Regions from separate parts of the Homo sapiens genome. Here all the other regions are linked to region 2. A link is an interaction called in ENCODE POLR2A ChIA-PET data of the cell type or tissue named here. Cell type or tissue: PC-9. All regions are shown on one strand. Links, peaks and the distances in the headings refer to the core of each region. The heading gives the core; the rest is flanking DNA. Region 1 holds the start of ARHGEF39 (Rho guanine nucleotide exchange factor 39). Region 2 has its middle 18 kb from the start of MSMP. Region 3 holds the start of TMEM8B (transmembrane protein 8B).

Evidence for each region. ChIA-PET counts read pairs that join two places held together with the same protein. Peaks named below come from ENCODE experiments on the same cell type or tissue, not always from the same donor. Only the 100,000 strongest peaks of a DNase experiment are listed, where the experiment ranks them.
Region 1: POLR2A ChIA-PET joins it to region 2 with 5 read pairs; 6 of 35 experiments call an interaction of 5 or more read pairs at or near these places.
Region 3: POLR2A ChIA-PET joins it to region 2 with 6 read pairs; 5 of 35 experiments call an interaction of 5 or more read pairs at or near these places.

What each region holds. Positions count from the first base shown.
Region 1 is chr9:35,663,603-35,674,508 of GRCh38, reverse strand. It overlaps ARHGEF39 (Rho guanine nucleotide exchange factor 39), which reads left to right and starts at 9,314. Exons shown (of 9, transcript NM_032818.3): 1 at 9,314-9,477; 2 at 9,659-9,753; 3 at 10,017-10,137; 4 at 10,383-10,501. The coding sequence starts at 9,340. CA9 (carbonic anhydrase 9) reads right to left here and starts at 581. Exons shown (of 11, transcript NM_001216.3): 1 at 147-581. The coding sequence starts at 549. It also overlaps the pseudogene RN7SL22P. RefSeq lists a silencer at 9,146-9,295 and an enhancer at 9,446-9,525. In PC-9, for the core only: no CTCF peak of the experiment used is centred there; a DNase peak (open chromatin) is centred at 4,968.
Region 2 is chr9:35,766,375-35,777,280 of GRCh38, reverse strand. It overlaps a transcript of RGP1 not described here. Among named protein-coding and RNA genes, the nearest start is that of MSMP, 18 kb to the right of the region's middle. In PC-9, for the core only: no CTCF peak of the experiment used is centred there; a DNase peak (open chromatin) is centred at 5,120; H3K27ac peaks cover 862 bases.
Region 3 is chr9:35,828,214-35,839,119 of GRCh38, reverse strand. TMEM8B (transmembrane protein 8B) reads right to left here and starts at 9,892. Exons shown (of 13, transcript NM_001042590.4): 1 at 9,165-9,892; 2 at 4,470-4,659; 3 at 3,902-4,109. The coding sequence starts at 9,672. FAM221B (family with sequence similarity 221 member B) reads left to right here and starts at 10,388. Exons shown (of 7, transcript NM_001012446.4): 1 at 10,388-10,657. RefSeq lists enhancers at 2,529-3,442, 8,800-9,300 and a silencer at 9,586-10,035. In PC-9, for the core only: no CTCF peak of the experiment used is centred there; DNase peaks (open chromatin) are centred at 5,159 and 6,119.

The DNA of each region.
Region 1 (10,906 bases), core at 3,589-6,088, 100 kb after region 2:
GGGATATTGGTATGGGACCTCTGGAAGGGCTTCTGTGGGGAGTACAGTCTCCCCTCCTTCCCTGAGTGAACAGAGCCTAGGCTGGGGTATGGGAGGGGAGTCATGAACCTCCTGGAACCTGGATTTGGAGATTGATGACCACTTACCTTCTTTGTCCCTGTGGGCATTATTCTGGGGTTCTTGAGGATCTCCAGGAGCCTCAACAGTAGGTAGATCCTCTAACTTCAGGGAGCCCTCTTCTTCTGATTTAGGCTTAACTTCAGGTAGATCCTCCTCTCCAGGTAGATCCTCCTCTCCAGGTAGATCCTCCTCTCCGGGTGGATCCTCCTCTCTGGGTGAATCCTCTTCACTGGGCAGATCCTCCTCGCCCAGTGGGTCATCTTCCCCAGAAGAGCCTCCTCCCAAGGGGGAATCCTCCTGCATCCGGGGCAACCTCTGGGGATGGACAGGCACCAGAAGCAGCAGTGACAGCAGCAGTTGCACAGTGAGGCCTGGAGCAGGGGCCGGGATCAACAGAGGGAGCCAGGGGCTGGGGCACAGGGGAGCCATGCGGCTGACTGTGGGGTGTCCCAGCACACGGTGTGTACGGGCTGTACGTGCATTGGAAACGAGAGCTGGGTGGGGGAGGAGCAAGCCTGGAGGGGAGCAGGCTGACTCACAGAGCGCCCTTTTGCAGAGATGGAGCCAAAGTCTCACAGGTTTGTCTGGCCCTGTGCCCTCTCCCCCATACCAAAGCTAGGATGGGGGTGGAGTGAGGGGCAGGTGTGTGCACAGGCAGAAGGTTATCGGGGCCATGGACTCAGCTTGGAACCCAAGGCACCACCTGGCACTATGCAGGCTCTCCCTGGCACCACCCAGCTGCTTGCCAGCCAGCCTCAGCTAACCCTGGCCTGCTTCCCAGCTCCAGGCACAGAAGGGGAAAGGCAGGGGAGCTGGGGCCCCCATGTCCTCTGGCTGAGAGGGAAAGCAGCTCATGTATACATCCCTGACTCCACCAGGAAGCAGGTAAAGAGGTAGGGCAGGCTGCTAGGGGAGCCCGAGGGTGAGTTAAGTAATGGGTATGTGGGAGACAAACTTGAGCTTGAATGAAAAGCAAGTGTATGTGTCAGAGGGGCTCTGATAGGTTTAACCTATATTTATTTTTCAACACATTACTCTCCTGCTCAAAAGCCTTCATTGGCTCCCCACTGCCTGCCACGATATGCACATTGTGTACTTCTGACTTCCAACTTCCTTCAAAACCTTGCCCAAGAGACCTTTCCATCTTGTCTCCTACTACTCTCCCTCATACTCTAGCCAAATTAAACTATTATTTTTTTCTCCAAACCTTTTACCACCTTTGTTAATCTAGTTCTTGCTCCCTGAAATGCTATTTACTATTGCATTCAACAAATATTTATTTAGTACTACCATAGGTCCAGCACTGGGCTATGGACTAGGGACATGGAAATGAATAAGACACGGTCCCTCATTTTGGGAGGCTGAGGTGGGTGGATTGCTTGAGTCCAGGAGTTCGAGACCAGCCCGGGCAACATGGCCAAACCCTGTCTCTACTAGAAATACAAAAAAATTAGCCAGGTGTAATGGCATGTGCCTGTAGTCCCAGCTACTCAGGAGGCTGAAATGGGATGATGGTTTGAGCCGAGGCGGTTGAGGCTGCAGTGAGCTGAGACTGTACCATTGCACTCTGGCCTGGGTGACAGAGCAAGACCCTGTCTCAAAAAAGAAAAACAAAAACAAAAACAAAAAACGCTACCTGCCCTGAGCAGCTCACAATCTAGTGAGTGAGGGCAAACCCTGTCAATATCATCATATTGAGGGAAGAGAGATGAATTCTGCTTTAGAAGATAATATAGAAGTAGGCAAATTTGATCATGTCCTTGAAGAAATACCAGTTCCATTGGTAAAAACAATAGGGAGAATGATATTCTGGGCAAAGGGAAGGCATAAAATATTATGAGCAGGAGAGTGACAGAATCCAGTTCTCATACTAGGTCACGTTGAGGGCTTGAGGGCTAGTATGGAGCACAGATTGCAGGGGAAGACTGGGTGCAAGGAGATGGGGCAGAAGAGTGTGAGGACACCAAGAATGGGCTTAGGCCTCCCAGTTTTTTTCTTTTCTTTTCTTTTTCTTTTCTTTTCTTTCTTTTTTTTTTTTTTTGAGACAGAGTCGCACTCTGCTACCCAGGCTGGAGTGAAGTGGCGCGATCTCGGCCCACTGCAATCTCCACCTCCCAGGTTCAAGCGATTCTCTTGCCTCAGCCTCCTGGGTAGCTGGGACTACAGGCACCTGCCACCACGCCCAGCTAATTTTTGTATTTTTGGTAGAGATTGGGGTTTTGCCATGTTGGCCAGGCTTGTCTTGAACTCCTGACCTCAGGTGATCTGCCCGCCTTGGCCTCCCAAAGTGCTGGGATTACAGGCTGGTTTTTTTTTCTAATTAATTATTTTTAAAATTTATTTTAGAGATGGGATCTCACTGTGTTGCCCAGGCTGGAGGGCGGTGGCTATTTACAGGTGCGACCCTGTTACTGATCAGCATTGAGTTTTGACCTGCTCCAATTTCCACCTGGGTCAGTTCAACCATCCTTAGGCAACCAGGTTGATGCAGAACTTAGTGCAGACACCTGACTGGTATACTACACTACAGCCCAGAAATCCTGGGATCAAGTGATCCTCCTGCCTCAGCCTCCCAAGTAGCTGGGACTACAGGCACACGCCATCACACCTGGCTAGTCTGCCCTTTTAACAATTTATTAAGCCTCCGCCAGTCCTTCAGGTGCTGTTCTAGGCCCTACAGATGCAGCATTGAATAGAGAATAGCTCTACTGTTTTGTAGCTCACATTCTAGTAAGGCTCCATTGGCTTAAACAAACTAAAAGAGAATAAGGCCATTTCAGGTCCATATCTAGGGCTAATATTCAGTAGGCACCCACCAATATGGTTGTGTAGGTTAATTAAATACATTAAGATATTTCTAATCCTGTTGGCATATAGCCATGGCCCCTAGCTCCAGGGTACCCCTGCTACCCTAGCTCTTCCTTAGGGACCCTCCAGACCTCCTGATCCCTTATCTAAAGAGGTATTCCCTGGCATAACAGAGTCCCCAGGAGCCCACTTGAGTGCCTCAGCCACCTTCAACTCTGATAGGTCAGTGCTTGTGCACTTGCTGCTGTGTCACAAATAGTTTTACTGGCCAGGTGCAGTGGCTCATGCCTCTAATACCAGCACTTTGGGAGGCCGAGGTGTGCAGATCACCTGAGGTCAGGAGTTCGAGACCAGCCTGGCCAACATGGTGAAACCCCGTCTCTACTAAAAATACAAAAATTAGCTGGGCATGGTGGCAGGCACCTGTAATCTCAGCTACTCAGGAGGCTGAGGCAGGAGAATCACTTGAACCTGGGAGGCAGAGGTTGCAGTGAGCCGAGATCGCGCCACTGCACTCCAGCCTGATCGACAGAGTGAGACTCTGTCTCAAAAACAAACAAACAGACAAAAATCGTCGCTAACATAGTGAAACCCCGTCTCTACTGAAAAAAAAAAAAAAAAAAAATTAGCCGGGCGTGGTGGCGGCCGCCTGTAGTCCCAGCTACTCAGGAGGCTGAGGCAGGAGAATGGCGTGAACCCAGGAGGCAAAGCTTGTAGTAAGCCAAGATCGCGCCACTGCACTCCAGCCTGGGCGACAAAGCGAGACTGTTTCAAAAAAAAAAAAAAATTTTACTGTCCTCCCTGTCTAATCTCTTCTGTTCTTTGAAACTCAGATGAAAGGCCACCTCCTTCAGGAAACTCCTTAACCAACCCTCTACCACTAGTCTGGAAAAGATCCCTGGCATCTTTGAGCCAACCCAGTTCTTTGCCTGCCCTCAATAATAACTTTGTCCACCGTCTAACTCATATAAGGGTGATAACTCATTTTATCTGCTCTAACGGCCTTCAGCTCCATAAGGGCAGGGTCCGTACTTGATTGAGTCAGTCTTTTATTCAACAGCCATTATTGAGCATTTTCTTTTTGCAGATTACCTTGCCAGATGCTTGAGAAATACCAAATTGACTAAGATATATTCTCTGCCCTCAAGGAGCTCATTGTCAATGACCTGTGCATGTCCACAACTATCCCATAAACATGACATAACTTTTTACATTATTATTATTTTTGAGACAAGGTCTTACTCTGTCACCCAGACTGGAGTACAGTGGCGTCATAGCTCACTGCAGGCTTGATCTCCTAGGCTCAAGTGATCCCCCTGCCTCAGCCTCCTGAGTAGCTAGGACCACAGGCACAAGCCACCACCCCTGGCTAATTTTTTTATTTGTTTTGTAGAGATGGGGTTTCGCTATATTGCCCAGGTTGGTCTTGAACTCTTGACCTCAAGTGATCCTCTGACCTCAAGTGATCCTCCAACCTCAGCCTCCAAAAGAGTTGGGATTATAGGCGTGAGCCACCATGCCTGGCCCAACACCACATTTTTGTGGCACTCCAAATCATCTGTGTTGTCGGATGACTGTCATATTGTACAACAAAATATATATGACTGAATAACAGCTGTCCTCCAAATGGTCAACCTCAGATGTAGTCAGCCTAAGATTCTAGGGTGCCATTTCTGGAGCCAAATTCAGAGCTCTCCATGGCAGTGTGGTCCAGGGTACACTCTGGATGGCCAGCTGATTGTCTTGGTCAGCTCTGTCATTAGCTTGGAACTTGCTTGGCCCCTGACATATGGAAGTACATGGTAATATCTGAATTGGATGGGCCTATACAAGACAGAATGTGGTAACGACTAATCCAGCTCTCTGTTACAGCTCACTCATTTTTCAAATGCGATTCCCTATGGCTCTGTTTCTCTGTCTCTCTCGTCTCTGGTCTGAGTGGAGAATGTGGACTCTGACCCTGGATCATGCTGGGAGTCTGCCAAACCCTCAAACAGGTTTGAGTTATTGTTTCCTGAGTCTCCCCGGGTTGGGACAGAGTATACTCAGGACTGACTGACCAGGGCACCCCACACCTGGATCAGGACCTCTCTGTGGTTATTATAGGCCAAGTGTTTGCTCATGAGGGTTTGTGTTTTCAAACACTGAGGGGTCATGTTACTAAAACATGTCTCTGCCTATCCCAGCATGGCAGAGGAGGAAACTATTCACTGGTGGGGTAGAAGGGAAAATGCTCCCTCTCCCAAGCCATAGCTTGGGGGCAAAGACTGATCAAATTCCTTGTAGAACCTTGAGGCTGACTTGTAGTTCTGGCTACCTCCCCATCTATATTCATTTCCAAGGGCTGCTGTAACAAATTACCACCAAGTGGGTAGCTTAAAACAACAGAAATGGATTTTTTCACAGTTCTGGAGGCCAGAGTCTGAAATCAAGGTTTTGACAGGACTGGACTCTCTCTGAAGGCTCTGGGGAAGAATCCTTCCTTGCCTCTTCTAGCTTCTGGCGGCTCCAGGCATTCCTTGACTTGTAGCTGCATTACTCCAACTTCACATGGCCTTCTCTTGCCCCTGTGTCTCCACTGGGTGTCTCTCACTGAGACACTTGTCATTGGATTTAGGGCCTACCAACATAATCCAGAATGATCTCATCTCAAGATCCTTAACTAATTATGTCTGCAAAGACCCTTTTTCCCAACAAGGTCACATATACAGGTCTTGGGGATTAGGACATGGACATGTCTTTATATGGGGCCACCATTTAGTCCACCATCAGTGCAGGGGAACTGACGTGGACGCACAGGATGAGAAGGGATGAGTTCGTATTGAAGACTCTCATGCTTTTGCCCTTATCCTGCTACTTATCTTTGCAAGGCCGTGTCATCCACTCCCATGGCTCCTATAAATTGATGACACCCAAGTATTCCCAGGCTGGACTCTCTCCCCATGCCAGACCCATAACCATCTGCCTAATAGACAAGACCCAAGACATCTCCACTTGGATGTCCCACAAGTATTTCAAGTTTAACAGGCCCCAGGTTGAATTTGTCTTCCCCGCAAATCTCCTTTTCATCCTCCTTCAGTGAATAGCACCACCCTCCACCTAGAAGCCAGAAACCTGGTACCATCTCTACTTTCATCTTTTCCTTCACCCTAGCATTCAATAACCATGCCCTATGGATTCTACCTTCTAAATTTTTCATCTACATTTTTCATCTTGGCTCATACTTTCGTCACCTCTTACCTGGATGACTGCAACTGCCTCCTGATGGGTCTTGCTGAGTCCAGCCAACCAGAGTGATGTTTCTAAAATGGCACATCTGATGATCTCACTCCCTGTTTAAGGCCTTTCAATGGTTTCCCATTGCCCTTAGGATAAGGTTCACAGTACCTGACGTGGCCTTCAGAGGGCCGCCATTGCCCTGGTTTCCATGGTGGGCTTGTGACCTAGGGAGGTCCAATCAGTGAAGCTCTCTGTCTGAAGTATTTGATGGCTAAGGGAACCAACTCTGCGGACAACACATAAAGAAGCACACAGCCATTGTAACTGTGGGCAGCCATCTTGTACCCACAATGGAAGCCAGCCTTAAGATGAAGGTAAAACCATGGAAGGCACAGTGGAGTGGTGGAAAGAGGTCCTTGGTAACATGATTGAGCTGCTGGATTAGGCCAACACTAGGGCCCACCTGCTTCTGGACTTTTCAGTTGCATGAGCCAATAAATTATCTTAATGTTTAGCCACTTTGAATTTATTATTACTTATATCACAATTTTACTGATATAAATTCCTTCTAAGTTTGGCCTCTGTCTACCTCTCCAGTCTCCTTTGTCATCACTCTCTCCCTTGCAGTCTATGCTCTCATCTTACAGAACTTCTAGCAGTTCCTTAAATTCATCGTATGCTTGCATATGTGTGTGTCCAAGCCTTTGTCCATGCTGTTTGACTCTTTTTTCCACTTCCCTTGCTGCCAGCGCCCAGCTCTGCCTAGCCAGGTTTTATTCATCCTTCAGGTCATCAGTTCACATATCACTTCTTTGAGAAGAAGCCTTCCCTGACTCCTACACTAGGATCAGTCCCTTCACTGCATGCTTGTGTAGAAGACTACATGTCTCTTGTAATGTTTCCTCATTTTATGGTGACTCCTTACTGTATCTGCCATGCTGGAGTGTAAGCTCCCTGTGGGCAGGGGTCATATGTCTCTTGCCCACCATTTCATCTTCATGCCTAGCACAGGACCTGGCACATGATTGGCATTTAATTTTTTTTTTTTTTTGAGACAGAGTTCCGCTCTTATTGCCCAGGCTGGAGTGCGATGGCATGATCTCGGCTCACTGCAACCTCTGCCTCCTGGGTTCAAGCGATTCTCCTGCCTCAGCCTCCCAAGTAGCTGGGATTACAGGCACGTGCCACCATGCCCGGCTAATTTTGTATTTTTAGTAGAGACGGGGTTTCACCACATTGGTCAGGCTGGTCTCTGACAACACATAAAGAAGCACACAGCCATTGTAACTGTAACTCCCGACCTCAGGTGATCCGCCTGCCTCAGCCTCCCAAAGTGCTGGGATTACAGGCGTGAGCCACCATGCCCAGCCTAATTTTGTTGAATGACTGATGATTGTTGTTCAAAGCATCCCTAGTGCTTCTCCAGCATCCATCGGATTGAAAGCAAAATTTGAGGATAATTAAAGAATAAAGGGGTTATTGACTATCCTCTGAACCTCCTCCTGTTGGCCCCTCCTATCTTTGGCTGTGGGAGCGGAGTTTAGCAGCTGTTCCAGGTAGAGTATGGTGTGCCTGACTTGCTCTGTGGGAGACTCGGTCCCCAGGGAATTAGTTGTCACCAACTGTTTTCAGTGTGTCTTCTCGGCTTTGCCCTCTTCCTCTTCTAGAGTTGAATGATTCCCCAACCGATGCTCACAGGAGGCTCTATTCCCCACCCCTCTTCCACCCACCCAAAGCACTAACACACACTGGCAGCATTCACAAACACACCCATCACCAACTGCACCCCAGGTGTTGTGGTCTACTCTCATCACCTGGGCTCACAGTGACACCAATTACCATGGGATTATCTGTCCTCTTCCATGTTTGAGCTCTTAGTGTGTGGACTGTCCCACATTCACTTGAGACAGTGTAACCAGTCCTTTACCTATCTGGTATCACCACCAGTTTCCTTGGGACATAAGCCCAAGGTACAGTCTGATCCAAACTCTCCCCTTCCTTCATCCAAGCCCTTCAAGTTATTCCTCCCTGGTCTAAGCCCAGCATTATTCCTTTCTTAGAATTCTTAGAATGTCAGAGCTGGTGGGGAGGTGGTAGAGACCTCAGAACCCTGACAATCCTCTGGTTCTTGGCTTGCGGCCCAGATTCCTAGGAGTCCAAAACAGTAGGGAGGGAGCCTAAAGTTTCTGACATTTTGTTTTTTTTAATAACTTTTTTTTTCTAACTACAAAGTAATGCATGCTTAATGTAGAAAACTTGGGAAAGGCAGAAGTATAAGAGAATTTTTAAAATCACCCTGTTTGTCCCATTCATCCCTTTAGCTTCAGTGATCCAGTGCCTGGCACAGATACAGATTAGGTACTTAATACACATTTGTTAAACACATTATCTTCAATTCCATTACCCGGAGATAAAAACCACAGTTAACTTTTTATTTTTATTTTTTATTTATTTATTTTTTTTTTGGAGAGATGGAGTCTCGAACTCCTGGGCTCAGGTGATCCTCCTGCCTCTGCCTCCCAAAGTGCTGGAATTACAGGTGTGAGCTCCCGTGCCTGGCAACAGAGTTAACTTTTGATTGTTTTGCCTTCCAACATTTTATATATGTTTTATACAAAGGGGATTATATTATACACCTTTGTAGCCTGCTTTTTTTCCTCTCAGCAATATACTTACTATGTGCGTTTTCCCATATCGATAGCTTCTTTACAACACCATTTTTAATACTTTCATATCATTCCTTCAAATGGCTATACCTTTTCCTAGCCAATTCTGGGAACAACTGACCCCCTGGCATTTGGCATGGGCCCAGGACAGAATGTGTACTGTAATGACCGCCCCCCGTCCCAATTCTCCAGATAGGACATTAAGTTCCTGCCAGCATCTGCAGCCCGTCTCCTGACTCAAAGTTCAGGCTGCTGCTCCAACATAGTGCCACTCAGAGGAGGGCTCCACACCTGCCCCCAACCTTGCCCTGCCCTGCCCTGCCTTGGCCGGCGCCGCGCACCTAAAGCGCCGCTCTGGCGGTGGGGCTGGACAGAAGAGACCCTGCGCGGTCCGGCCGCTCGCCGCGCATGCTCCTTCCTGCGCGCTGCCCTCCCCGGCCCCGCCTCCGCGGCTCCCGCCCGCGAGCGGTTGGGATTTGAATCTGCCGCGGACTGCAGCCGGAAGTGTCGATCCCTCAGCCAGGGCATGGAGCTCTCCTGCCCCGGTTCGCGGTGCCCGGTGCAAGAGCAGCGTGCCCGCTGGGAGCGGAAACGCGCCTGCACCGCCCGGGAGCTGCTAGAGACCGAGCGGCGCTACCAAGAACAGCTGGGGCTGGTGGCCACGGTGGGGGACCTGGCACACGCTCCCATTATAGGACAGGGACCCCAGGGTGTGGGAGGGTCTCTGCGAGGTCGGTAACCCGGAGCATGTAGGGAGCCTGGGCAGACTTCTGCGGTTTCTGGGGGCGCTTGGCGTTAGCCTTCTCTTCCTCTAGGCTAAGAACCAATGTTCTCTCCTTCCGCAGTACTTTTTGGGGATCCTGAAAGCCAAGGGGACCCTGCGACCACCTGAGCGCCAGGCCCTGTTTGGCTCCTGGGAGCTCATCTACGGCGCCAGCCAGTGAGTGGAAGGGGCACAGGGAGAGGAAAGGAGGGAGAGTCCTGGCCTGTGGCCGTGCACAGAGCTTGGAGTCAGACTTAGGTTCTATTTGGAGTCCGCCAGTTAGCTCACCTGTGGCCTTGGCCCAGGGCCTTAGCATGCCCTTGTTCTCCATCTGTACAATGGGGTAATAGCACTACTATTAGTGCTATTCTCATGAAAACTAAATGAGGTGGTGCTTGAGTGGTTCTAGAGCTGCCCTTTTGCTGTCCTTGCCCACACAGGGAGCTGCTTCCCTACCTGGAAGGAGGATGCTGGGGCCAAGGGCTGGAGGGCTTCTGCCGCCACTTGGAGCTCTATAACCAATTTGCTGCCAACTCAGAGAGGTCCCAGACCACCCTGCAGGTAACCTGGAGATGACCTCAAATCTTGCCCCTTACCTTTCCCCTTCATCTGGAGACCCAAACTTCATACATTTCCTGCATTTATAGAGCCCTCTGGGTGCTCAGCTCTGTGGTAAGTTCCTTGTAGAGAAACGAGAGTTTCTCTCAGGAGCACAGCTTACTGAAGGCTGGGAATGTGGATACAGATGAATGCAATATAAGGAGTGGCTTCTCTCCCTGCTTCCAATCCTTTCTCCCTCACTCCAGGAGCAGCTAAAGAAAAATAAAGGTTTCCGGAGGTTTGTACGGCTTCAGGAAGGCCGCCCTGAGTTTGGGGGCCTTCAGCTCCAGGACCTGCTCCCTCTGCCTCTGCAACGGCTCCAGCAGTGAGTGAACTCTTGATTCCAGCCGCCTCTCTCTTTTAGTTTGTATGACTGCTGCCCTCAGCTTTGTGGGATGCCTTGGGGTCGATCCCAAACTCTTGCCTCGACCCTGAGCCAAATTGCTTCTAAAAACCTTTTGCAAGAGTAAATGTGAACCCATTGGAGTACCCAGGGTCTGCAGCCTGAGGCCCTCAGCTGGAACTGTGGAACTTTAAATTGAAGTGAGGGGGCCTGTACTAGGGCCTGAGGCACGGTTTCTGGAAAAGTTTCAGATGCGGGGCTGGCCTGGGTTAGAATTTCTGTCTCTGGGTTAAGCCTGAGTTAAGGGCTATAGTCAGGCTGTCTGTAGCATCCTCCTTGGGTTGATAAACTTTCATCTTCCAATCTGGCCTCCTGAAGTATGGCTAG
Region 2 (10,906 bases), core at 4,152-6,651:
GTGGGCACCTGTAGTCCCAGCTACTGGGGAGGCTGAGGCAGGAGAAAGGTGTGAACCTGGGAGGCGGAGCTTGCAGTGAGCCAAGATCATGCCACCGCACTCCAGCCTGGGTGACAGAGCAAGACTCTGTCTCAAAAAAAAAAAAAAAAAAAAGAAAAACACCTGATTTAGATAACTTCATGTATAATGTCATAAAAACAAAGCTAAGATTGGTTGGGGTATATCTGGCCCAAGAATAAATTCAATTATTTTGATTTTCCACAAAGCAAATTTTTTTTTTTTTTTTGAGACAGAGTCTCACTCTGTCACCCAGGCTGGAGTGCAGTAGTGCCAGCTCGGCTCACTGGACGCTCCACCTCCCAGGTTCAAGCGATTCTCCTGCCTCAGCCTCCTGAGTAGCTGGGACTACAGTCGCCCGCCACCACGTCCGGCTAATTTTTTGTATTTTTAGTGGAGACGAGGTTTCACCGTGTTAGCCAGGATGGTCTCGATCTCCTGACCTCATGATCTGCTCACCTTGGCCTCCCAAAGTGCTGGGATTACAGGCGTGAACCACCGCGCCTGGCCCACAAAGCAAATCTTGATCAAACACTAGACAAGATGAACTGTAGGGCTGACTTAGACTCTTCCTTGAGGGCCAAGGATGACACTTTGAAAATAAAGAAATAAAATATTTATTTAGATGAGAATAGGGGGCCAGATGCGGTTGCTCATGCCTGTAATCCCAACAATTTGGGAGGCCGAGGGAGGTAGATCACCTGAGGTTAGGAGTTCAAGACCAGCCTAGCCAACATAATGAAACCCTGTCTCTACTGAAAATACAAAAATTAGCCAGGCATGGTGCAGACGCCCGTAATTCCAGCTACTCGGGAGGCTGAGGGCAGGAGAATTGATTGAACCCAGGAGGTGAAGGTTGCAGTGAACCGAGATCATACCACTGCGCCCCAGCCTGGATGACACAGCAAGACTCCATCTAAAAAAAAAAAAGAAGAAGAAGGAGAAGGAGAATAGGCCAAAAACAACAGGCATGATCTATATGACTGCAAAGGTTCCACATGAGTAGTCGTCATTGTCCTAAACACCTGCTGGGTCACCAAGAGAGAAAAACAGAGGAGTAATTTGATGCCAGCCTCTCCCACCAGTGACAGCTAAGAACACCTCCCACTACTGAGGGTAGCTAAACTGTCTAACAAAAAGGTCAAAGAAGTTTGCCTATCATCTGTGATTCAGAGGAAAACAAGAAAAGAGCATTACTGTTTTTTTCTTTCAAATCTAGGCCTTAAGCTAACCTGTTAGAGGTCAAATAAACAGGCTCCAAAATCCCCAGATTAAGACCTATTTGCAGTAACAATAAATGTAAAAGCACCTTGTATATTGTAAAGCATTATATAAATGTCCATTATTATGGTAATTATTAGGGGTCCGTCATATCCAAAATTGAACTACATCCCACCATCAGCAGTTTGGGACCATATTCTGGAAGAGTAAAGCAAAAATTTTTTTAAAAGAGTTTGCTTGTTTTTACACTGTGTAAAGGTTTTCAAATTTTTCATCTCTTCATTGAAAAGTCTAATAAGAAGAGCTGATCAGTAGTATATGACCAAAAAAGAGAAACTGTTCAACTTAGTTCAATATCCTTAAGAAGTGTACTAACTAGGAAGAGACAAACGCAAGCTTATGTGGAAGCGTGTGTAGTAAATGGTGGCGCTCCTTCCCATTCCCTCCACAGATGGCTTCCTGCTGAGCTCAGTCAGGGAGGCACTGGCAGAAAACTGAACGAGAGAAGCCAGACTATCTCTTCCCCTTCTCTCCCAGCCTTGGCCAGCATCTGGACAGGCACTCTTTGGCCCCAGCTTCCCTAGAACAGGCCCCCAAAGTTCCGGCTTCTAAGTTACCCTGCCCCTTGCACTTCCCCTCCTTCCCACAGCCTAGGGAGAATAGAAGGTTCGGTTGCTAATCTTCCCCTGCATTGCCTCACCTTCCCTTGAAAGGCTTCTCAGCTCTTCCACCATATTCACAGCCAGCTAATTCTCTGGATTAAATGCCCTCTGGTTTAAATGCTTAGAGTGAGTTCTGTTTTCCTGTTTGGACCCTAAATCTGGCAGCTAAACAAAAAAAAATGAATTTACTGCACTGAGGGCAAAGACCCTGGCTCCAAAACTGCCAAGTTCAAGGTTCACTGCTATCAGTGTGGGTCCATCCAGATGGAGTAATATAGAGGAGTGAAGAGACAGAACTGATTTCCCTTTTCTCCCAAAGGAACACAGGAGAGAAAATGAATTTGGAGAAAACAGAGAGAAAAGGGTATTATAAATTTCCTGCTTCCCAATCCTCGAGACAATATGGGGAGGAGGCTGCTGAAAAAGACAAGGATGTGACTGAAGCCCCCCCCACCAAAATTTGGGATGAGTCAAAGAGGGGAATTGACCTGTATAAAAACCAAAAACACTGAAAAGATTATAGTACTCCCCTCCTCCAAAAAAGAAATAAAAATAAAATCAATAAATTCAAATTTCCCCATAGTAACTATTTCCATGTTTTTTTTTGTTTTGTTTTTGAGACAGAGTCTTGCTCTGTCGCCCAGGATGGAATGCAGCGGCACAATCTCGGCTCACTGCAAGCTCCGCCTCCCGGGTTCACGCCACTCTCCTGCCTCAGCCTCCCCAGTAGCTGGGACTACAGGCGCCCGCCAACACGCCCGGCTATTTTGTATTTTTAGTAGAGACGGGGTTTCACCGTGTTAGCCAGGATGGTCTCTATCTCCTGACCTCGTGATCCACCCGCCTCAGCCTCCCAAAGTGCTGGGATTACAGGCGTGAGCCACCGCGCCCGGCCAAGTACTTCCATGTTTTTAAAAACACAGCAACATCCTTTCCTCCAAATCTATTTAGTACCACTGCTTTGCTGGGACCCTAAAGGCACACACTTAGTCTGCCTACCGGGTCATCCAGCAAAAGGCCTGTGCAGCCTGCCCTGACCAGAGCTGAGCACAGTCAGTCTCTCAGGGAGGGAGGCGTTTGCTGCCATGGGGGAGCAAGGTGCTGAGGCTGAGTCTCCTGAGGACCCAGCAGTGGTAGAACTGGGGTATGACCCCTTCAGAGTCCCATGTACATTCAACGAAAACCGGAATAACCCAGATTAACCATTCACTTCATTCAACCAACTTATAATAATTTTTGACTGTTTTAATGAAATTTATCATCAGAGAATAAAGTTTGTGCACCAATACACATTTTTTAAAGTGGCTATAAAACTGAAATAACAATGGATTGTTTTTTCACATATAAAAAGATCTTCAGAAATAATAATACGGGCCAGGTGTGGTGGCTCACACCTGCAACCCCAACACTGGGAGTCCAAGGCAGGAGGATTGCTTGAGCTCAGGAGTTCAAGACCAGCCTGGGCAACATAGCAAGACCCCATCTCTTTTATTTATTTTAAAAATTAAATAAATAAATAATTTTTAAAAAGAAACCTGGGGCTGGGCTCGGTGGCTCACGCCTGTAATCCCAGCATTTTGGGAGGCCAAGGTGGGTGGATTATCTGAGGTCAGGAGTTCGAGACCAGCCTGGCCAACATGATGAAACCCCATCTCTACTAAAAACACAAAAATTAGCCAGGCCTAGTGGCATGCGCCTGTAGTCACAGCTACTTGGGAGGCTGTGGCAGGAGAATCGCTTGAATCCAGGAGGCAGAGGTTGCAGTGAGCCAAGATAGCACCACTGCATTCCAGCCTGGGTGACAAAGCAGCCTCCGTCTCAAAAAAAAAAAGAAAAAGGAAACCTGGAACAGTATAAATCAAAATGTTAAGAGTGACTGTCTCTTTAGGAATAGTATGTGTTAGAATTTATACATATATATTTCTTTTCTTTTCTTTTCTTTCTTTTTACTTAAGACAGGTTCTTACTCTGTCATCCAGGCTGACAGAGTAGTGCGATCTCAGCTCACTGCAGGCTCAACCTCCTGGGCTCAAGCAATCCTCCTGCCTCAGCCTCCTGAGTAGCTGGGATTATAGGCATTCACCACCACACCTGGCTATTTGTTTTTTATTTTTCGTAGAGACAAGGTCTCACTATATTGCCCAGGCTGGTCTTGAACTCCTGGGCTCAAGTGATCCTCCCGACTCAGCCTCCCAAAGTGCTGGGGTAACAGGTGTGAGCCACCATGCCTGGCTGTACTTTTCAATAATTATGTATTACTTTTGCAATAAGAAGCTATATATGGGTTTTTTTAAGGTACCACAAGGATAAAAGAATACCAAAGGACTTTTTGTAAATGTCACTGAAATAGGTCTGTAGTCTCCACTTAACAAATACACCAGTAAAGTTTGAGAGTTTTATGTATAAATTACCAGCATATTTGTTTATGAAGACATATTACTTTAAAACACAACTTTATAGCTCATTTATACAACCCCACCACAGTTAGTATGCAGCTCAAAAAATATTTGTTGAATAGTCTAGTATAAAACTTTTTTTTTTTTTTTTTTTGAGACAGAGTCTCGCTCTGTTGCCCAGGCTGGAGTGCCGTGGTCCGATCTCGGCTCACTGCAAGCTCCGCCTCCCAGGTTCACGCCATTCTCCTGCCTCAGCCTCCTGAGTAGCTGGAACTACAGGCGCCCGCCACCACGCCCGGCTAATTTTTTGTATTTTTAGGAGATGGGGTTTCACCGTGTTAGCCAGGATGGTCTCGATCCCCTGACCTCATGATCCGCCTGCCTCGGCCTCCCAAAGTGCTGGGATTACAGCCGTGAGCCACCGCGCCTGGCCTCTAGTATAAAATTTTTACAAATGATCTGGATGAAGAAGAATACAGTGGAGTTGTTAGTTTGCATATGACAGTAAGTTCCTCCAGTTACACATCAGTCACATTTGATGTTACTGTCATCTACTTAAAACTCTTACCATGGTTTCTATAATAGCTCATACTCATAGTCATCCTTCCATCTCAATATCCAGCTGATGTCTCCCCGTGATGAAGATCCTCTTCTTCCTCTGAGCTCGAAGCTCCCCATCTCCAGGCTCTAGTCCTCAGATTTCTGCATTCTTCTTTCCACACTCATTTCCTTGGTGAGTTAATCCATAACCATGCCGTCACCTGTCACCTTGATGCATATAACTGACAGTAGAAAATGACCTTGTTTCACTGGGTGTGGGCATATGTGTCACTGTTGCTACATATGTAAGGTATCTCAATATTGCACAACAGTAATTAATAGAATTGTGTAGTACAACTCCCCAAGGAAAAGATTGCTTGGAATATTTGAGAAAGAGTTGTTGGCACAAATGGCAACTCCTGCCTCCCCTCCCCCAAAAGCAAACCAAATAAAAATAATACATAAATAGAAAAAAAGTGAGCAAAGCATGTGTCTAAAATTCTCAGGTTTATGGTGTTATACCTTGTTTGGGGAAGGAAGGAAGAAACTATGTAAATGCAATAATTGGCAAACGGAAGATAGAGAAAAAAGGTCTTAGAGTCTACATTTTTAAAACTCACTTACATGAACAAAGTACACATTTTTATCAATCACATCTTTGTTTTTTAATTTTTCTGGCAGTCAGTCCCAGCCAGCTGGATTACAGCCAGATTACTCTTGTGTACTCAGCTTTAAGGCAAACCTAACTGCCTCCCTTCTCTTCCAATCAGATTTCTCCCCTTAAGCTTCTCCTACATAGAAATTACAACCCACCACTTAAACCCAGGGTATGTTAAATTTAGGTCCTGAAATAAGCTAAGAGCTAGCCTCAGACCCAATTCACAGAACATAGAGATTATAGATTTTTGGAATTAGAAGACAGCAATTTTGGGCTAATTTTTCATCAATCTTCACTGAAGGGTAGAACTACTAACCTTAACATCTAGCTAATAAATATGTTTCAGAAAAGCAAAACGGGAGAGAAGGAGATGGTTAAGGAGAACAGAACTTCCAAGGCTCAGAACCACTAACACCTCCAGAAGGGGTAAAGGAAGCATCTAATCATATCTAGGCCAATAAAGCTGGCTGTGCTCCGGGCTGACTGCTTTTTAGGACAGTGTGTAAGGACACTGGTTCCGGGACTTGCCAGCCAAGCAGAGGGGTTACTATAAATATTTGTTACGGAAGTTACTCCTCAGAAAAGGAGTGCTAGCCAAACTAAACCAAGATCAAGAGCCAAGGAGAATCAACTGGGCTAGAGAATCAGAGGGGCAAAGATAGAGGCAAAGACAGAGAAAAAAATTAAGTTCAGCTTCTAGAAATGATAAAAGGGCAACAAAATTAATGGGATGCTTCAGATCCAGAGACTGAAATTCACTCTGATCCTACCAAACCTCACCAGGTTAAAGGTTTACCCTGAAGATATAATACGCCTGTGTGAGTACCTGTTCTTTCCTCTGAACCCCTGCTACTTCCTGGAGTTCAGGTTTTCTTCAGATTTGACAGGCAGAAGGCTGCTCTATTTATTAGGGAGATGCTTAGCGGAGGCTGGGAGCTCCAGGTGTGCTCCTCTGATCCTCTGTAGCCTACTCACTCATTCAATTATTATAAGTAACCTAAGCATCTCCAGGAGTGCAGCCAAACACTCTTAACACTCCCCTACAGCTGACTGTAGTGGTACACCCTCCATGACACCACACTGTCCAGGTTTCTTCCAACCAGCTGGCAGCTCTTTCTCAGTCTCTTACTGACCCTTCCTTCTCTACCTGCCCCTGGGTTGATTGATGATCCTCAGGGATCTATTCTAGATTTCGTTTTCCACTCAACTCTCTCTCTCTCTCTCTCTCTCTCTCTCTCTCTCTCTCTCTCTCTCCATGGTAATACCTATGCCCATTGCTCCAATAACCAATTTCTATGTGCCAAGAATGAATCACCAGTCCATTTCTATCAGCTTTCAAATCATATACCTAATTGCCCACAGGATATCTTCACTTGATGGTCTTGTAAGAACTTTGAACTCAACATCCAAACAAGACACATGATTTTCCTCCAAAATATCTTCCCACCCAGTGTTCTCCTACTCAGCAAAGGACACTATCATCCACATAGGTGCTCAGCCAAAAACCTCAGTTATTCTTGAATTCTCCATCTCCCTCACTACTCTCCACATCTAAGCCTTGCTGGACATACCTCCAAAATATGCCCCAAATCTATCTTCCCTACTACCTCTACCCTATGCAGTTCAAACCACCATCATCCTTCATCTGGACTAATTAACAATCCCTTAACTTGTCTCCCAGCATCTAGTGTTGATCCACTCCAACCCACACTATAAAACATTCAAAATGCAGTACTGGTAAGAATCTTAGGCGGAGAAACTGAAGCAGTCCCTGCCCCCAGGTTTGGCAGTGAAGGAGCTGAAATGAACCAGACATGCAGATTTGAACTACATTAAAATTTTTAAGTTAATTTTTTTAATGCAGTGCTGGCAAAGTCAATCCTCTGCATAAAACTCTTGAATAGCTTCCCATTGTGCTTAGGATGAAATACAAACAACTGATCCTGAATTTCAAGGTGCCCCATGGTCAGGTCCCTGCCTCTCTTCAGCCTCATCTCACGTCACATCCCTCTTCCTCATCCTCTACACTCTAGACACACTGAACTTTTGTTCCTTTAATTTCTCTCATCTTTGCACGTTGTTCCTTCTGCCTGAAACTTTCTTCCGACTTTTCATCTGATTACCTCAAAATCATTATTAGATCACAGCACAAACCTTCCTACTTCCTTTACAAACTATGTTCTCCCAAATATGTGTACTCCAATAAGACTCTGTATTTTCTCAGTAATATTTCTGAAGCTTAATATTGCTCAAACTTCATTGTATTCATGTGTGTTTATTCCCTTATCTCTACAAAATACTGTGTCCTCAGTGCCTAGCACAGTACATGGCATAACAGACTCAATAAAAGAATGAGCGAATGAGAAAAAAAATGAATGACAAAATCAGGGTGGGTTGAGCTCCTCAGGGTGAGGAGAGATAACAGGTGGATGCTGATGGAAACAGCATCAAGGACAACAAGACAAGAACCTGTCCTCCCAAGTCTGACAGGGCCAGGTACAGTAGATGTGTTTCAACCACATGGTTCTTTCTTCCTTGGCAATGGGTGCAGCCAGGGCTGTGACACTGGTGGTGCTGAGGCAGGTACACATGGGCACGCAGTGCCCCTGCAGCTGAGTGCACCTAGCCCCCTGCTCAGCTAGGCCGCTTGCTACCTAACTTATCTCAAATGGGCCCAATCAGTCCCTCCTGGACACAGTAAACAGGCCTGCCTCATTCCACATTCAGTCCTGCCTCAGTTTATCGAAAGTGGTGGGTGAGCTGAGGGCACCCTCTACTCACATGAAGGTCTTGTGCATCTTCACAGTTGCCTACATTGTCCCTCTTAAGCCCCCAAACCAGTTTAACGTAGTCCTATCTGATCATTTAATGTCTTTTTAGGTACTGCTCAGACTCTCCTGAATAAAAACTGCTCAGTCTCTCAGATAGCAACCCCTCTCCTGCTTATCTACCTGAGATGGATCTGGATATATCAGGGGAAGGGGACTTCATAGCAGCAGGAAAAAGTTGCAACCCTTGAGGAAGTGCTCCTCTAGCTTCTTAAGATCTCCAGGCCAATGTTCCTTTGCCCCTGTTTGCTGCTTACTCTGCTGGCAACCATGGTCCAGCTCTGTGCTAGTATAACTCCAGGGTCTCTCTCAGCCTGGAGATAGCCTGAGTGGTACCCTCTGGCAGAATAAATTGCACCATCTTCCCCTGGCACTATTTTTTCTGAGTGTGGTTGTGATACCTATTGCACCCCTCAGATGCATGCAACAGAAACCCTTCATAGTCTCTGTGCCAAGGGCTTCCCTGTTGCACATAGGGAATGCCCCACATCTTGACCTCCAGGGTCAGACATCTCCATAAAGTCTCACTGATGTCTCTTTCAAAATAACCTGTCCACGGCCAGGCACAGTGGCTCACATCTGTAATCCCAGCACTCTGGGAGGCCAAGGTGGGTGGATCGCTTGAGCTCAGGAGTTCAAGACCAGCCTGGGCATCATGGTGAAACCTCATCTCTACAAAAAACACAAAAATTAGCCAAGAGTGGTGGCACATGCTTGTGGTCCCAGCTACTTGGGAGGGTGAGGTGGGAGGATGCAGTGAGCCACTGCATCAGAGCGACAGAGCCAGACCTTGTCTTAAAGAAAAAAAAAAAAAATCTGGCCAGGCACAGTGGCTCATGCCTATAACCCCAGCAATTTGGGAGGCTGAGGCGGGCAGATCACCTGAGATCAGGAGTTGGAGACCAGTCTGGTCAACATAGCGAAACCCTGTCTCTACTAAAAATACAAAAACTTAGCTGGGTGTCATGGTGGGCGCCTGTAATCCCAGCTACTCAGGCTGAGGCACAAGAATCGCTTGAACCTGGGAGGCGGAGGCTGCAATGAGCTGAGATCGTGCCACTGCACTCCAGCCTGGGTGACAGAGTGCAAAACAACAACAACAACAAATGTCCACTTAATGTCTACATTTCTTTTCCTATTATCTAGTTCTAGTCTTACCAGGCTATGTCCAGGCTCAGCAAGAAAGAATGCCATGATGAATTTAATGATGTCTGCTATGGATAGATGATAAAGGAATCAAGCCATGAATAACGTATTTGCTGATGTAATCTTTTTCCTCAAATCCATCAATATAAATTAATCTGCCCTCTTTATTTGTATCTACTGAAATCCTACTCATCATCCAAGACTAGATCATAGAGCTCATCCTGCTCTGATTTAACCCTATTTATTATTTGGCTATTTAATATTGGTATTAGTTTATAAATGTTAATAGTAAATGGAACTTATTTTTGATACTTGAAGTGGCTTGAAGAATGGTGGTATCATTAACACATAGTATGACTCATTTTAAGGAACACATGAATGGCTAATTATAGAAGGTATCTGGTCCTCTGGCTATCAGAAAAGAGATCTAAGAGTTCTCTAAATGTAGTATTAATGAACTCTTTCGGCAAAAAAAAAAAAAAAAAAAAACCAATTTGCTTAAACCAAAGAAAAGAGCATTAAGGCTGGTCATTACACCTCAACAGTAACAGGAACATGAGATCATTTGATATGATTCTGCATGCAGTACTGCTCTATCACATGACACATTGTATTATAGTTGGCCGTATGCAGCCCCAGATTCCCTTTTCTCTGCAGATCAGTGACTCTTTTTGGAAAGAGGTTCATGCTCTATCATACAATAATATTAAGAAGATTACCAACAATCTAAAATGCTTCCTTCAACTGAGGTTTTGAGAAATCACAGAGAGGCAACAACATTTTTCTTGACTTTACTGTATATACAATGGAGGCTCATTATAATAAAAACACAATTTCACCCACTCAAATATAAACTCCAAGGGAGCAAGGACATTGTCTAGTGTTTTCATTACTGTATCTCCAGTGCCTGACTCAGAGTAGGTAATCTATATATATTTTACTACTGAACAGTTACTACTTAATCAATATTAGATGAAGATAATATAATACACAGAACAAAAGTTTAATATTTCTATTCTACAACCTGTCTTTTGAAAGAGGCAGTCATCTTTATTCCAGATTCTTCCTTTCCTACTGTGTCTTTTGTGCAGTGAGAACAAAATTAAGCATGCGATCAAAATGGATCATAGACATAAAAGACCTAAATGTAAAAGCTGAAATCATAAAACTTTTAGATATAGGAGAAAATGTAGGAAAAAAATCTTTGTGACCTGGTGTAAGGGAAGATTTCTTATGCAGGATACAAAAAACACTAGCCATACAAGAAAAAAGCAAAACATTAGACTTCACCAAAATTTAAAACTTCTGCTCCTCAAAAGACACTATAAAGAAAATAAAAAGGCAAGCCACCAATTAGGGGAAAATATTTTTAATTCATATACTCACAAAGGACTTGTA
Region 3 (10,906 bases), core at 3,681-6,180, 62 kb before region 2:
AGATGCCCAAAGACACTTAGCCTTCTCTGCGGGAATAGCAAGTGCACAGCTGAGCCCATGCCCAGAGGCAGAAAGCACCAATCAGTGTAGAAGCAAACGAGTGCTGGACAGATTTCAGGGGGCAAGGGTGAAAGCAGGAAGACCACTTATGAGGCTACTGTGGTAGCCCTGGAGAAAGCAGAGAAGCTGTGCTAGAAGTGGAAATGAAGAGCTGGAGAAGCCTTCAGGGCATGCCTCAGAAGTAGCGTCAACAAGACTTTTTCTTTACGATTGCTTGTGAGGAATAAGGAGACAAGAAAAATCAAGGATTTGGGGCATTTAATTTGGGGCTTGAGCAATGGGTGGATGACAGTACAATTTCCTGAGGAAGATCACAATGACTAGAGAAAGAAGCATGGACTGGGAGCAGTGAAATGGAAATTAAAGAGTTTTATACTTTTAGCTTCACTTTGATTTGATTTTACTAAATACTGTATGAGACATTTCTTAGACATCCAGTTGGAGATGTCAAGTAAGCAGTGGGATATAGTCTGAGATTCAAAGAAATTAGGACTGGCTGAATACTCGTGGAAGCATTAACATATAGATGGTATTTTAAATTATTGTGCTGGAACACCAAGCAAGAGAATAGAAAAGTGAAAAAGGAATTGTTCGAGGACCAAGCATTGGGCCACTACAACCTGGAGATCAAGCAGAGGAGAGGCCAGGAAAGGAGACAGAGGAGTGGGCAGTGGGAAAACCAGGACAGTTCTGTAAAGTCACAGAGGCCAAGAAGGGAAGGTGTTTCAAAAAGAAAAGAGTAATATAGGGGACTAGTTAACAGCTAGTTACTAGTTAACTCTGGGGCGGGGAATTGGAGACTGGAAGAATGGAAGAGGAAAACTTACTTTCCACTGTATATCTTTTGTACCTTTTGAATGTTGTACCAGGTGCATGGATTGCCTATTCAAAAAATAAATAAACTAATGTAGGAGGAGGAAAAGCAGCTGCACTATTAGCAGATTCTAACCACCTCAGCTGAGATATTGAGTCACGTGTGGTCCTAGTCGGTGGATTCAACAGAATCCTTTCTCCTGTACAGTCGACTTCTTCACTTTCCTCGTAGTTGCTTTCATTATTTTACCTACTTTTTCAAATCTTAGACACAGGAAGAGGAAGGATGAGAACCTGCACTCTAGACATTTGGGAGTACTTTCCCCTCATGAGCCATTTGGGTGCCAAATGGTATCCACAACCCAAAGGCCAGCCCCCCAGAGCAGACTGGCAACTGGGCACCTTAGAATGAACACACGATCCAAAACAGGAAAGGCAAGGAGATGGAGGCCGGGGACAAGACAGAGTGGCTGATAGGAAGAAAGGGACAAGGAAAGGACGTGAAAAGGCATCATGTGCCAGACTCTGCACTGGAGGCTAGGAATACGTAGTAAATAACACAGACACAGGGTCTGGCAGAAGTGTGGGACTAGAGTTCACGAGGGTGGCCCGGACCAGGTAAGTCACTTCTTTTTTACAACCTTTCAGGGCTCCCTATCACGCTCAGGATACAGTTCAAATGTCAAGGCCCTTCGTGATCTGGCCTCTGCTCAACCCTCTACCTTCCTCACCACCCCAACACCAGCCCACACTGAGCCACTTCAGTTCCTTCTAAACTTTGGGCCATGCTACTCCCACCACCTGGAATGCCCTTCCCTGCCTTCTCAACCTCAGACCTCACCGCTTAACAGTTTCCAATACCACCTCCACCACGCTAGCAAGCTGAGTTAGCCATCTCCCCTTTATCCTCCTAAAACATTTCCTATATCCGACATGCATCTTATTTTTCTCTGTGTCCCCAGCACACAACCCAAGGCCTGGCACAAAGCAGGTACTAAAGGACTAAGGCTAAAGGGAGATCTGAGCTCATCCCCAAAGCTGAGAAGGACCCTAGAAACACACTGCCTTCTTATCGCTGGGACTCTTCAGTTCCCACCAAAGGATAACCCTAAACCCACATAAATTCCTGTGTTCAAGCCTTACAGGAAGCATGCCATAGTAGGGGAAGGAAACAAGTTGAGAAGATGGAGGAATGCTCTAGACAATTAACCCACAGGCTGGAATCCTGGAAATTAACCAGGATCTGGAGAGCTGAAGAACCCTTTGAGGACCATATAAGACTACAGAAGTTAATCTAATTCTTAGAAGGACCAGACCCAAGATCCTTGCCCCATCAACCTCTCAAACAGGGCTGATGGAAGCACTACATCTCTCACGGCGTCCAGACCCACTGCCACTCGTGGGCACGGTGGGATGGTCCTCTTCTGTCTAGCCTCACCACACACCTGGGGAAGCTCTGACCAGGGTTCCAGTTTGGTACCAAGTTCCCCAGGCCCCGCTTCCCATGTCTAGATGCAAATGCACATGTCAGACCTAGTTATTTCCTCACTGCCCAGCTCCCCCTTGGTCTGGGCACTTGAATCACCCTTTAGGGTCTGAGCAGCTTTTCTCTGCACTACTATCTCTATTCCCCATTGTCCCAATCTGGTAGCCATAAGCAATCCTGACCACTTCTAACTGGGCCTCAGCTCCCACAATCCCAGCCCAGGCCTAGGCCCTAGGTTCCTGCTCACCTAGAAAGGTTTTTGGATAACTAGAGCCAGGCTTCAGGAGGATTTTCCCTGTCAGTTCTTACAAAGTGGGTCAAGGATCAGAGTTGGGATAAAGAACATCCCTGTTGGGATTTTGCCAAAGACCTACGAAGGCATTCCTTCTAACAGAAGAACCCTCAGTTCTGATGAGAGTCAAGGCCTACCTAGAACCTAGGGCCCTTTCCAAGCTAGCTCCCAACATGCTGTCCTTCAGCAGGCTCACAGGCCTTGATAGGGAGTTCTCTTGCACATCCACATCACTCTCAGGAAAAACGGCCCTGTCACTGAGGCCTAGAGACACTACCTCAGCCCTACTTCCCATCTCTGACAATAGCAGTGCCAGCACCCTTGTCCTTATGTGAGTCTCAGCTCATTCAAAGGCACTATTCACCCCATTTCTGAGTGCTAAGAGTCCTCTTCTTTAAATCCTCACTCTGTTCTTGCTCGTTTCTTCACCCTCACCACAGGCCCCATGCACGTGGCCATCCCACTCTGACAACAGCCAGCTCAGCACACCCCCTGCTTCTCCTCCAGTGAACAGGAATAGGAGACCTGTCTGGCCTAATCCATGAGAGTGGCAGGAAAACATTGCAGCATTTCCTTCCACTCCAAACCAGAGAGACATCTGACCTTTGAACCTGCCCTTCAGTCTTTAACAACCTCTGTGAAATAAGTGCTTGGGGTGGCTGATATTTGGAGAAAAGTGAGGCAAAGGCCAGGATGGACACTAGCTGCCCAAAGCCTCCTTTTAGCAGGAAAGAGCTTCTCTTGTGGTCTTCTGAAAGGTGTAGGAAGCTGTCTGAAATTATGATGCAAGAGGAATACATTCTCCCAGATGGACTAAATACTGGGCCGTGGCCTAAGAGAGTCTTCAGGGCTATTGTCAATCAAGATGTAAAATAAAACCAGTCCTGGGTGTGTGCAGCAGATTGGACCAGCCCATAGCTGGCTTCTGTTCACCTTGATTAACATTTGTGCCTTCCACTAGGAGGCGGCACTACTCCCCTGTGCCAGAGCCTCTGACTCCAGATTCTCAACTTTCCCTTCAGCTTACCTGGACCCAGCATGTCCTCCTGGGGCTGCCAAGTTGCCTCCTCCAGATCATGGCCTCTGACCCACTGGGTGACCTGCTGGCCTTTAGCCATGCCCCGCCCCAGCCACCCTTGTGCTGCTGCCCACCCTGACACAAGGCTGGTGTGCCAGAGAGCCTGTGGGGGGAATTCAGCAGAGATGGAAGGGCAGTTCTGGACCCCCGAGCCTGGGCAACATCAACCCACCTTGACAGAGATGTGGCCGTGGGCCTGGGGAAGGTGGGCAGCCAAGAACCAGTCCCCAGGTAAGGGGCTGCTGACGTTAAAGATGCCTGAGGTGCGGTTGGGCAGTGTCCAGCTGAGGGTCAGTGAGAAAACCCCAGGCACAGCTGTGTCCCCTGGGAAGTGTGTATGCAGGGGATTGATGACAGGGGGTGCCCCGGACCGGAAATACCTGGGGGACCAGAATTAGGAGAGGAGGAAAGCAGACAATGGGGTGGGAGGCAGGAAATGAAAGAAAGAAAGAAAAGAACTGTCACTCTTCACCGATAAAACAAATAGATTCCCTATACTGACACATTCAACAAAGTGGTTCCAGGTCAGGGGCCACAGGTGAGAGATCAGCTCAAGCACTTGCACAGTCATACAGTAGTCCGGAAGTGGTCATGTGACAGAGGTCATGGCCCTCACTCAGTCACACTTCAATCTGGACGCGGGTTGGGGTCAGGGTCGGGAGGTCAGTTAAAGTCACACTTTAGTCTGGAAAGTGGTCAGGGATTGGAAGTGGGGTTGGGAAATTAACTCAGACACTCACACAGTCACACTTTGGTCTGGGCAGTGGTCCCCAAAAGTTCCCCCTTGCTCCTTGAAGATGATGAGGTTCCAAACAGCCAGGAATGTGTCCTCAGGAACATGGAAGTGGAAGAGCTCGGTGCTGGCAAAGGAGCGGAAAGGACTCAGCTTGCGGGGTGAGCAGGTGGAGTAATCAGTCAGGAAAAGGCCTCCTGGGAAGCAGGAGAGAGAGAAAGGAGCAGGGCAGGACAGAGGGCATTTCCATTAAGCAACAGGCATGCCAGTCTTCCTCACCAATAGCATCAACTCCACAAATGCTCTCCTCTGAGCCAGGAACTGGGTTTCAGGCTGCAGATCTGAAACCTAGCCATCATCTGGTTTAATCCTTACGTTAATCTTATTTAAAAAAAAACAAAAACAAAAACAAAAAAACCCTCCTTTTACAGATAAGGAAACTGAGGCTCAAACCTAGACCAAACTGAGGATGCAAACCTAGCTCTCTCTAAATCCAAAACTAAGACCCTTTGACTTCACAGCTGCCTCCTCACTTAGGAGCCATTTTCTCCACTTACCAAACCTAAAAAAAACAGATGTGTGGAAGGTGTGTGTGTGTGTGTGTGTGTGTGTGTGTGTGTGTGTGTATTTTGGCATGGCGTCTTAAGCCACTGAGCAGGCTGAAACTCCACCTGTGGGGCTTGGGAGTCAGCATGGAACTGTGTAACTTCCTTGTTGATTTTCTTCCCCTTTCTGTTCCCCTGTGGTTAGGAGCAGTAAAAACCCTCAGCAGCCTCACAAGCGCTGCCTGTATACTGGCTCAGGGCAGGAGAGGGGAGGGGAAAGTGTGGTACGGCTGCCAGGGGCCTGCTTGGGTGGCAAAAGCAAGGACAGGAGCTGGCAGGCCACCATGAGAGTCCCCAGGAAAGGAGAGTCATCAGGCCTCCCAGGTCAGAATGCACAGCTAGTAGGTGGGGGCCGGGGGAATGTTCCCCCAAAGGGAAGCCCAGTGAGGCAGTGAGTTAGTGACCCAGTGGATTTCAAGCCCCTTGGGAATATTCAGAGCAGGCCGAGTTGGGAGGTGGGGAGGAAGTGGTCATCCCTCATTAAAATGCCAAGATACCTGATCATGATTGTCAGGAGCAGAGCCAAGGTGAGCAGAAGTTGTGTCAGCAGCTAGCCAGGCAAGGGACTAGAATAGCTGTCACAGTGGAGGCAACCAGTAGCAGACAGGGGAAGAGGGTCCCAAATGGCAGGCAAGGTCTCTCAAAGTAAACCTCTAGGGAATCTGACTGCTCTGGAGACTTCGGACCAGCCAGAAAAGAAGCCCAAGATGACACCTCCAGGACAGGTGAGAAGGTGGGGAACTCAGCAGCTTCAGGACAGACCCGGGGCTGGAATAAGGACTACTCTGGAGGGGCATTTTCAGCCAAGCAGGAAATACCCTCAGGGCTAACCTAGTCCAATCATCTCCCTCTCTGGAGATGGGAGAGATTAACTCCAAAAATGAGGTGTTTTTGAAATAACAAAGAAAGGGAAGGGGAGGCTGCTGAAGGACGAACACTGAACCAGAGCAACCCCAGGAGTCACCCCAGAGAGCTGCCCTACATAGGTGGGGGCCATTGGAGGCCACGGTTACACTCAAGGACTAGTCTGTCCAGTTCAGACCACATGATCAGTCTCAACTGTCAGGAAGGAAAACCTGTCACCTTGCAAGCTGAGCACTGCCTAGGAACCCAGAGAGGCTACCAGTGCAGCATTCAGAGAGTGATAGAGATGCAGCCGAGAGGGATAAAGGGAAATGGGACCGACTGATGGAAGAGACGGGTTTCCTAGGAACCCTAGCTGTGCTAAGTAGGAGGCAGAAGGCTAAGAGGTGAACAGCCTGGATACTATTGTTAGAAGAAATCAGAACTCTAGCGCACCTTCTGCTGGGGTTAGGGAAGGGCTGATCCTCCTCAAAGCTGGTACCAGGGATGGGTCATCTGATCAACCATTGCTACCGTTAGGAGAAATGTTGGTCAGTCCCTCGGTGCAGACCCTCAGATGAGGGCTAGTGGTGAAAAGCAGTTTAATGACCTTTGGGAAACATGGACAGACAAGCACAAAGATCCTTGTAATTCAAAGGATCACAGTATGGCCTGGGGAACTGGGGAACTAGCTAAGCCATCCCCACAGTGGCCAGGGGCTACAGAGGTCACAGAATAGGCCAGTGAGATAAAGGAGTGAGCAGCAGCTGGGAATGCTAGGAGGAACTTGGAAGAAGTTCTGAGGGCAGATGCTTGAGAAAGGGTCCACAGCCCCATTCACTCCAAACTTTGGTTTGCGGTTTGAACAGGGCCTACCAGAGCTGTGTCCAGAAGAAGCATGAGTAAGGCCCTTACCGAGTTCAGATGAACTTATTCCAGGTTCCCCAATATTTCTATGATGAAGCTAGGGTAATTCCGACCATCACCCACCCCATACACACATACACATACACACACACACACACACACACACACACACACCCCTACACCTACACACATAGGCTGAGGCTGGCCCTGCTAGTAATAGCACTAGGTAGAATAAAAGCCCATTTTTTTTTGAATAGCAAGGCACGTGTGAGTCCTCAACTAAGCCCAAGGAAAAGATCCAAGGATCAGGAGTGGGACCACTAGACCCAAGAGATAACTTCCATTCCTGAAATGAAACCGAAGCAACCAATAAGCACTGTGCAGCCCTGTGCCATGATGGTCCTATGACACTGCCAGCCTCTCCTCAGACAAAACCCATCACCACCATTAGGTCACAGAGCACCCTGTACTTTGGTCCAAAATTGCCAAGGCATTCATTATTAACAGCACTAAAGGCAGCCCTGCCTCCATTTGGGTGTATTGGTACTCTTTTCCAACTTCATTACAATTCTCCCCAAAGCACCTGAACCTGCTTCTGGGCAACAGTGTTTTTATCCACAACTTTCAGCTGTATATGCTCTGTGGCTGTCGGTCACCCTGCTCCCCTCACCAGCCCAATGCTTGCTCAATGGGCACATGAAGAAGCCATGATGGCAGAGGATGGAAGCTAGGAACTTGGCCCAACAGCATAAACTTCCCCTTACCAAAACTGAAAACCTGACTGGCTACTGCCTCTGCCCAGTGTCCAATTTGCCAGCAGCAGTAATCAACACAGAGTGCCTCCACAGCTCCTTCCTTCAAAGGCACTGGCTGGGGATGGATGGATAACTTATATTCGTTATGGGAGGCATGCAACACTGCCCTCACCCTTGGAACTGCTGAGAAAGGGTCTCCAGCCCCATTCACAGCTTCAGTGATCTGTCCATATGAGGAGGAGGCAGAGCTGAAGAGGAATGTACATGGGCCACAACATGTCCCCTCCCCTTCATACCATAACACAGGCGCTCAGAAGATACACTGGCTCACATGCACCCCACACACATGCACGTGTCTACACTTAACAACACACAAGCATGTACACATGCTGCCAGCCTCCCCACAATCCCTCAGTTACACACATACACATAAGTGACCAGACATCTCTGCAGGGGTTGTGACCTTTCACGTGCATTCGTCTCCTTAAGTTTGTACACTGAACCAGGCCCCCAGAGCTCACTGATACCCATTCTCCACCCCCCAGCTGTTCTGTTGGCTGTTATTTCCAAAGACTCCATCAGGCACATCTCCATCCTATCTAGAGTGACACCCACCAGAGGTGGCTACAGACTTGGGCCATGAAGACTACAGTCACTCCATGATGGAGCCATCTTCATGGCACATCCCCTAGACCAGGACACCCCCTCCTCCTCCCACATTCCAACCATTAAAAAATTGGACCTCTCTCTCTTCTGTCCAAGTCACTTCCCCACCGGAGGGTGGCCCTTGGCTGACGCCTGGCAAATAAGGAACAGTTTGTGGATAAAGCACCCTTGTGGGCAGACCGGGGAGAAGGGAGGTTATGCTTTGAGCCTTTCCCCACTTGGGTCTATTTTTCTATTAAGTATACATTGCAGTGGATAAAAAAAAACACACTAGTATGAAATAGGAATTAGGAAACCTTTTTTCTAGCCCCAGCACACTGCCATTCACAAGCTCTCTGACTTTGGACAAATTGCTCCCTCCCTGAGCCTCAGTTTCCCCATCTGTAAAATAGCCTCCGAGTTTCAGCCCTGCTCTAAAAGTATCAGGAATTATTCCTAGGCAAATCAATCTTCTTTGGAACAAGAATCATTACAAGAAGAAAACTCATTATAATGGCAACTAATCCATATTCATCTATTTGCTACATATTATCTTTAAAACTCTTCTTCATGCCGTTTGAATGCATGCCCAATATCTCAAAGGTTTGGGCTATATATTCCCACACTACACTAGGGGCTTCTGGTGTGGGACTGTCTCTCCCCCATCAAACTTTGTGAGCAGGAGCAAAGCCCACAACATTTCCCTGGAAAAGCAAGAGTCAAAGTGGGGTCAGGACAGACACCAGAAAAAATCTTGGAGTCTCTGTGCTAGAAACTGTAAGCCACCTGCTGAGCCTCAAACCCAATTAATTACCACTCTTTTGACCCTGCCAATCCCTGTTGTGTAAGACCTCTCTACTCTCTATTTCTCCCACTTGCTCCCCAATGATCTAGTTCCCCAGGTCCCACCTCTCCTGAATCTCTCCAGCCCACCCCTCCCTGCCGGAACCCCATTCCTGCCTCAATCTTCCCTGCTTCTGCACTCACCAGCCCCTGGGCCAAGGACAGAGAACAGCAACAGCAGCAATAGGGCTGGCGGCAGCTGAAACCCAGACTTGAGTCTAGGCTGGGAGAGGGGCAGAGTATGAGAGATAGGGGGGACTAGAGGGAGAGACTTGGGTAAACACAGAGATGAGGGCAAAGGCTGAGATAATGGGTTGGGCTGGGCTGGACACTGGGGCTTGAACAAGGGCAGGGAGTGGGATGGAAGGAAGGGCTGTGATGGGGACTGCAGCAAGGGACGGGGTTGAGCCAGGGCCTTAAGCAAACACTGGGAATGGGGCTGGGACAGGGCCTGGGCTGGGATTTGTGACAGGGGGTGGAACGAGGGCCGAGGCCGGGATGGGGGCCAGGCCAGGGGCAGAGACTGGAAGGGGGTCCTGGATGGGGACCCAGGCAGGGGCTGGGGCCGATGTGGGAAGCGGGGCGAGGGCGGGGCTGGGGGCCAAGGCGGGGATTGGGATAGGACGAGGGGCCGGGACAAGGGCTGGGCCATGGCCCGGGGCGGGGGCGGGGCCGGACAGGCCAGCGCGGGGCGCTCGCAGAGCTGGCCCGCGGCTCCGCTCCCCACCCCCGGGGGGTGGCCTCCGGTGTCCTCGCGGGCCCGGGGCGGGGGCCGGGGACCTGGGTAGGAGTTCAGGCCTGGGCGACTCCGGGCTGCGCTGAACCGGCGATAACCAGGCCCCGCGGCGGCGGCCTCGACTTGACGTCGGCGTGACGCCCCGCCCCCCGGCCGGCTCGATTGGTCCCTGTCAGTAAAGCCCGCCCCCGCCCTACTCTATTGGTCCCCAACTTAGTCCTGCTGGGCTTCGAGGACACACAGACTCCGCCCCCGCCTCAGCTACCCGAGACCCTGCCTTTCTCACCCCAAGCACAGAGCCCGAGGTCCCCTCAGATCCTCACAGCCCCCAACGACCGCCCCACAGATGTCTCAAAGGAACCCTATCCTCACAATCCCAGACTCCCCCGGACGTACGCACAGATCTCCGCAGATCCTACCCAAACACTCGCTCACAGAGATCCCGCAACACACACCCCACTTTTCAGAAGTAAACCCTCTGGGCTCGCCCCCTCGAGGCCCAATGCAAGCCCCTCAGGAGACCTTACCCACCGGGGAGGTGACCAGACCGCCGTTGCCACGGAGACTACTAGGCGTTCCGGTTGCCCTGGTGACCGGCGCCTACTCTCCTGGCCCGGGTTCCGGAGGCTTCAGTCAAGACCCTCCCTCATTGGCCCTAGACCCCTTGTCCCTACCCACTTCCCCAGGTCATGCCAGAGCTCCTTTGCGAAGTTCTGCAGATATCCAAGTCCCCTTCCCAGATAGCAGACTTTCAGGCAAGGCATTTCAACACTCAGCACCTGCAGCTGAGGCACATCCACAACCAAGAGCCTTTCCTCCCTGAGGATCAACACCTCCCCCTGCCATCCTAAGTCAAGGTCTTGACCTAAGGACTTGTAACAACCAAGCCAAAGCCCAGAGGGTAGGTGGTTTCTCCAACGGCCCTTGCCCTCTTCCCTCAAAGACATCTGTCTTTCTCCCACCCCTCAGTCCCTTCACATTGTTGTAGTAGTAGTAGTAGTAGTAGTAGTAGTAGTAGTAGTAGTAGTAGTTGTTGTTGTTGTTGTTGTTGTTGTTGTTGTTGTTGTTGTTTGAGACAGAGTCTCGCTCTGTCCCCCAGGCTGGAGTGCAGTGGTGCGATCTGGGCTCACTGCAACCTCCGCCTCCCAGG